2 separate regions of the Mus musculus genome follow, and region 1 is linked to region 2. The links are chromatin contacts, found by Hi-C in ENCODE. All regions are on one chromosome and are shown on one strand. Each heading gives the region's core, a stretch centred on a gene start or an enhancer-like site at or near the end of the contact. The rest is flanking DNA. Distances are from core to core; before and after follow the strand shown. Region 1 holds the start of AI506816 (expressed sequence AI506816). Region 2 overlaps Srpk2 (serine/arginine-rich protein specific kinase 2).

The links. Hi-C counts contacts between places; a loop is a spot of excess contacts on that map.
Region 1: a map of CH12.LX shows a loop between it and region 2 (2.5-fold over the local background). The contact joins the promoter of AI506816 here to the enhancer-like site in region 2. A Hi-C loop is called at or near these places in 1 of 37 maps with a recorded cell type or tissue (CH12.LX).

The regions. Positions count from the first base shown.
Region 1 is chr5:23,711,007-23,714,215 of GRCm38, reverse strand. It overlaps AI506816 (expressed sequence AI506816), which reads left to right and starts at 1,549. Exons shown (of 5, transcript NR_015554.2): 1 at 1,549-1,574; 2 at 3,066-3,100. Gm50451 (a small nucleolar RNA gene) reads left to right here and starts at 3,155; the gene lies at 3,155-3,209.
Region 2 is chr5:23,517,389-23,520,397 of GRCm38, reverse strand. It overlaps Srpk2 (serine/arginine-rich protein specific kinase 2), which reads left to right. Exons shown (of 16, transcript NM_001359173.1): 12 at 1,679-1,779; 13 at 1,875-1,982. Among named protein-coding and RNA genes, the nearest start is that of Kmt2e, 84 kb to the right of the region's middle. Within about 2 kb of position 1,642, at least 1 of the 3 ENCODE cell types and tissues checked has a DNase peak (open chromatin) inside an H3K27ac peak, as active enhancers do.

The DNA of each region.
Region 1 (3,209 bases), core at 300-2,799, 190 kb before region 2:
TCAGTGGTTAAGAGCACTGACTCCTCTTCTGTAGGTCCTGAGTTCAAACCCCAGCAACCACATGGTGGCTCACAACCATCTGGAATGAGATTTGACGCCCTCTTCTGGTGTCTGAAGACAGCTACAGTGTACTTACATAAAATAAATAAAGAAATCTTTTTAAAAAAACAAATTAGGGCAGAGGATCCTGGGTGTGGCCCCACAATGTTTCTTTGGCTTGTAGACCACCCTAGAGGAAGGCATGGGATTGTGTGATTTCCTGCCTCCCACTCTTAACTCCTCCCCTTTGTTCTCTCTCTGGAGAACTCCTGCTTTAGAAGAGAATGTAAACTCTTCGGGTGATGGGAACATTGGTTTGCCTCATGAGTTTATAAATGTCTAGCAAAAAAGTCCCTAAACTCAGGCATCATGACTAAGATGTTCACCATGACATCCCTCACCACCTGAGTAATTCGACAGCTACTGAGCTACTGTGTGCAAGTCCTTAGGAGATGCTAGCCTTAACCACTGGGAGGACTCAATCCCTTCTTGTCAGTCATTATGCTAGGTTCCTGGGCTGCCTTAACAAAGCCCTTAATGGCTTCCACGGAATCGCCAGATCAGCGCTGGCAGCCAGAAGTCCAAAATCAAGGTATCAGCTGAACCAACTGCTTCTGAACACCACTGAAGGGATCTTTCCTGTGTCTTCCCACACAGTGGTCACAATCCTGGGCACTCCTGGCCATGTAGTCGCTTCTCTCCCTTCTCCTTTGTCACTCATTATCGGTTTATGTCTTCCTTTGTTAGAAGGACAGTTGCTTTTAGTAAAGAGGGTCCACCTTACAGGGTGGTGGCTCATGCCTTTAACCCCAGCACTGGGGAGGCAGAGGCAAGTGGATCTGAGAGTTCGAGCCCAGCCTGGTCAAAGAGGGAGTGCTAGGACAGCCAGGGCTTCATGGAGAAACACTATGGGGGGGGGGGGAGGGATAAAACAAACCAAAACCAAACAAACAAAAAAACAAGACAAACCCCAAAATATCCCAGCCTGATTCTGACAGGCACAGGTGCCTCCTGGGTGAAAATGCACAGCCAGTAGTGGGATTTTTAGGCATGGGGTCCTCTCCTTGTACCAGCCCCTCTTAAGAGAGTCCACTCCACTCTCCATGATGTCTCAGTTTTCTTAAGAGGAGGAAATTTCGTTACATATGGGTCTTCAAATAAAAATAAGCACAAAAGGATGTGGGTCAATTAAAAGTACCAAATTCAATATATGACTGAGAAGCACGGGGAGAAGAAAAAGAAATCCCCAAGTGATGTGGCTCCAAGATGCTCCTCTAACCTTCAGAGAGGTGACATATTCCACAGTCAGGCCAGTGAGTGGTACCGCTGCCCTGGGGTAGGGGCAGGCTGGGAGGCTCTGGTGCCGCCAGGGGACACGCTAGGGCCGGCGCTGGAGTCAGGCGGGAACGGGGGAAGGGGCGGGCAGGAGGGGCGCTGGGCCACTCTGGTTGGCTGAGCCCCGGTGCTCAATGTCCGGTCGGTTTTAAACTCGGTCCCGCCCTGGCGCCCTGCTCTTCCGCCGCGGCGCGCTCCTGGTAAGTACTCTCACCATTGCGAGTCCCAGGACCACGCCACGTGGCCTCGGAGATTTTCACGGCGCTCGCCCGTGGCGCGGGTCCCTGCCCATACGCGTCCCTTCTGTGTGGGACAGGAGATCGGCCTTGCGCTGCCCGGATTTGTCCCCTCCCAGGTGGAGGCGCGGCGTCCGGACGGCCCGGGTCCTGGGCACACTCGGGGCTTCCCGCCCGCCCAAGACTCGGATGACAGGGACATCGCCTATTTAGGAAGCGAATGAGATCAGAGCTCGGAAAGTAACAGGAGGCAGGATAATCCCAGTGTCAGCAAGGACAGGGGTAATTTCGCCCACTCAAGCGCGTCCTCGCCGCCGCACGTGTCCTTTAAATGCCGCTTGGCACAGAGGCTGGGCTTTTTGTTTTGTGCTCGTTTGTTTTAAGGTTTGAGGGTATATTCAGGCGGATACCTGCAAGCGAGTCCAGCAGGGACCTCTGCCTAAAGGACCTGGATTACCCTACTGCTGACACAGACCCAGCCTGTCTGGGTTTTGGGTCCTGGGAGAAATCTGAGCGACTGGATTAGCACTTAAGCAAGGCAACCTCTAAACCATGATTTAGGAATCGTGAATTGGAATTCCTAAGACCGGGTATAGGTGTTCAGCGAGCACCCTGGAGTCCTCCCTGTTTAAGAGGTGGCTGGTTGAGACACCAATTAAACGTAAATATCAGGGTTGGAGAGATGACTCAGAGTACTGACAGCTCTTCTAGAGTTCCCGAGTTAAATTCTCAGCAACCACATGGTGGCTCACAACCATCTGTAATGAGATCTGATGCCCTCTTCTGGTGTTGTCTGGAGATAGCAACAGTGCACTCATATAGAAGAAATAAATCTTTTTAAAAGATTATTTGATTATTGAGACAGATTGTCATGCTGGCCCAGAGAATATTTGTGCTCTAGGACCCTAAGTATTGGCATTTATGGACATAAGCCACTGTACCTGGTAAAGGGCATTTTAGAGGAAGAATAGGCTTGTGGGCTCTTGTAAACAAGTTCCCTGCGAGGTAGTTTTCTTTCCGTTAGAGGTTAGGGTTCTGCTGAGCCCCTTCGAGAGTGAAGGGCAGCATGAGCCAGCTTCTAAGGTGAGGAATTATTTTTCCCTTCCTCATTCAGGCTCAGGAGACACATCTGATGCTGCTTCTGGTTTTGAAATCAGAGACAATGTTTCACTTTCTTAAAGGAAGAGTACCGCTATTACCTGCAGTACTATTTGCCTCTAAACATTAAGAGTTTTTGGCTTCTGGGGTGGAAACAGTGGGAAAGATGGCCCAGAGGCAATAAAATGGACTCCAGCTGTCAGCAGTATGAAGATCAGAGCTCTGTGCAGGAATAAATGCTAGTCAGAGGCAGGCCTTCCATCATCAGATGCAGCTAGGAGCCACCAGGAAGGTCCTTTCTGAAGGAAGCTGTGGCTGCTGCTTGTAACAGTGCTGGTTCTTTTTTCTTTTGAGCAGATGAGTGCTGTGTCCAGGATGATCATGAATTCAAGGTATGTGTTAGATGGCAAGTTTGGCTTTCCAGGCATAATTCCAGGAACAGTTCTTGGCCAAGGATGAGAACTCTAACCTGACAGGATACGCTGCTGTGATGGGTTAAAG
Region 2 (3,009 bases), core at 393-2,892:
CATTCGCTCATAGCCATCTCTCTTCTTAGTTCTGTTGTTCTTTTAGGTGTATCTAGTTTTCTGACATGTTACATGAATTGCTTGTGTGCTTACAGTATTGTTTGTGTTTTTCCCCCTCCCTCTTTCCTTCCCTCCTTTTTAGTTTTTCAAGATAGGGTTTCTCTGTATGTTTCTGGATGGTCTAGAATTTAGAGCTCTGCCTGCCTCTGCCTCCCTAGTGCTAGGATTAAAGGTGTGCACGTCCACACCTAGCTCTTATTGCCTGCATTGCCAACCAGGGCATGACATGAGTTTCCTAATTTGAGTGTGTCTTTTTCTTGACATATGTCACCAAAGTGGCATATTGAAGGGGTTTGGGAAGTGTTTGTCCAAGGAATGGGTGAGGTGTTGTCCTTAACTGTCCTAGTTCTGCCCCTCATCTGGATAGAGAGGCTGCTGGTGCCTGTGGTTTAGGGTGTTCAAGTGCTTCCTAAAATAAACCCTGCCACTTTTATTCATGCTCTAGTGGAAGCAGAGAAAAGTTACTGGCTTGTCATTCTGGAAGGGAAAGATTGACCGTAGGTCATTTGTTGCTATGACAGGTCACCATGGGGGTGACTTAATCTAAGGAGGCAGTCTGGTTTCAGGCACACTTAGAATGATTGTGCAGCAGGCTTGAGTATATCTGTGTTCACATGGGCTTTTTGAGTGTTTCTATAGTCACGGCCCTCCTCGCACCCTGATCCCGGCAGCACACATTGAGAAAGGAAATCACTGCGTGAGCAGATTCTGTTTCACGTCTGCACCTGTCTGGCCCAAGTTGATCCATAAGCTGAGGTCAGACATGAACTGACCAGACTATCGACTTCAGAGCCACCCCAGGGTTCCTTAGAGGTTCAGGTTCAGGTCCTGTTAGCCCTCCTGCAGTCTGCACTGCTGTTAGCAAAGGTAACTTTACTTCTTGTGTGGGATCTACCAGCACTATGGTTCCTCAGTTTCAGAATACCCTGAAAGAGGCTTAGTGCCCATAGGCAGCAACTCGACATGAACAAAAAGATCCTCAACAAGGGCATTAATGTAGTACATTGAGCTGGATTTTCTGTTTAATCCCTAAATTCCATTTCAATATGACCAAAACTGTAAGTGTGTAGGATTGTGAAGATGAGTGTAGTTGCAGTGTAGTTACAGCTTAACTGAGAGTTTCCCTAAAGCTGTAAACCCCAGGCCTGGACCTGCTGTAGAGACTCCCTCAGAGTCAGCTACCGGTGAGCCACCTGAACTAATGAATTGCCCTAAAGCCTGCCTTTATGGCCCATGTCAACCCGAGAGAATACTAGCTTGATATCTCCCTTGTTCAAAACTAAGTCATAAGAGGTTTCAGCCTCTGCCTATAGTTGAGTTTGCTGTTAGTTGTCATGTGACACTTGATATCTGAGTGCTGGCTTAGCTGAGGAAGCTGGAATAGGGTTGCTGTCAGCCTCAAGCTGCTGCTCAGATGGCATCAAGCCAACTGCTTAGAAGTGATTGGTCACCCTTGCTTATCTTTCTGTGGCTTCCAGTGAGCTGGATACAACCCAGGAGGAATGATCCCAGGTGCAGGATTCTTTTCTGTCCAATCATTCTACCTGGCAAGCATTGTGCTCACACATGCAAACCTCATGACCCCAGTGCTGATTCTTTTGTTCTTTGCTCATGGCAGCAAAAACCCGGGCGGCTGACCTGTTGGTGAACCCTCTGGATCCACGGAATGCAGATAAAATTAGAGTAAAAATTGCTGACCTGGGAAATGCTTGTTGGGTGGTAAGTAGTGTTTTCTTTTTACATTTTAATTGTTATTTAGTGTGCGAAGATGCTTTTGTTTTTTTTTAATATTTATCACATCTATTCCTTTCCAGCATAAACATTTCACAGAGGATATCCAGACACGTCAGTATAGGTCCATAGAGGTTTTAATAGGAGCAGGCTACAGCACACCTGCAGACATTTGGAGTACAGCTTGCATGGTAAGAACGGCCTTTGCCACTCTCTTCTCTAGAAATGGCTTCTCCTTAATGCTCTCAATGAGGTGGCGTCTTGTTAGAGATCATCCTTCACTTTAAAATGGGTGAGAAGAGGAAAATGTGCCTGGGTCTTTAAGCATTGGGAGAATTCTCCGGTATGTATGTCTTGTGAGACATGGTCTCTTCAGGCCCTGTGCAGACCATTGTCCCAAGAGTGAGATCCATCTGAGGAGTTACCTTTAGTCTCTGGAAACGTGTGGGTGTTTTAGGCTCCTTGTCACACCATGGGGTAAAATCAGATGCCTTCTCCCAGGAGAGGGTGGCAGCACTTGTCACTTAGCAGCACTGTCATGTGGCCGTTACATGTGCAGGCTCTCTGTTCTCCTTCCTACTTAGAAGGGATTTCTCCATCTGCCCATGCACAGTTGCCTCCATCCAGCGCAGTCACAGTGTGCTGGCTGCTTTTGCAGCGTGTGCCAGCACTGCTGAGACAACAGTGGGGACACAAGCTTCCTGGGCTTGAATCTGGTTTTCTTTTCTTTTCTTTTCTTTTCTTTTCTTTTCTTTTCTTTTCTTTTCTTTTCTTTTCTTTTCTTTTCTTTTCTTTTCTTTTCTTTTCTTTTCTTTTCTTTTCTTTTCTTTTCTTTCCTCCCTCCCTTCCCCTCCCTCCCTTCCCCTCCCTCCCTTCCCTTCCCCTCCCTCCCTTCCCTCCCCTCCCTTCCTTCCCCTCCCTCCCTCCCCCCCTCCCCTCTCTTTTTTCTTTTTTCCGAGACAGGGTTTCCCTGTGTAGCCCTGGCTGTCCTGGAACTCACTCTATAGACCAGGCTGGCCTCGAACTCAGAAATCTGCCTGCCTCTGCCTCCCAAGTGTTGGGATTAAAGGCGTGTGCCACCATAGCCCGGCTTGAGTCTGTTTTTCGAGGATCATTAGTGGTGCTTTCCTGACAGACAGCAGGAGGAGGAACATCCCTTTGTATCTCTGCCTTTCCAGTGCTGATTTTGCAAGCATGTGCTGCAGTCTGTCCCTTACC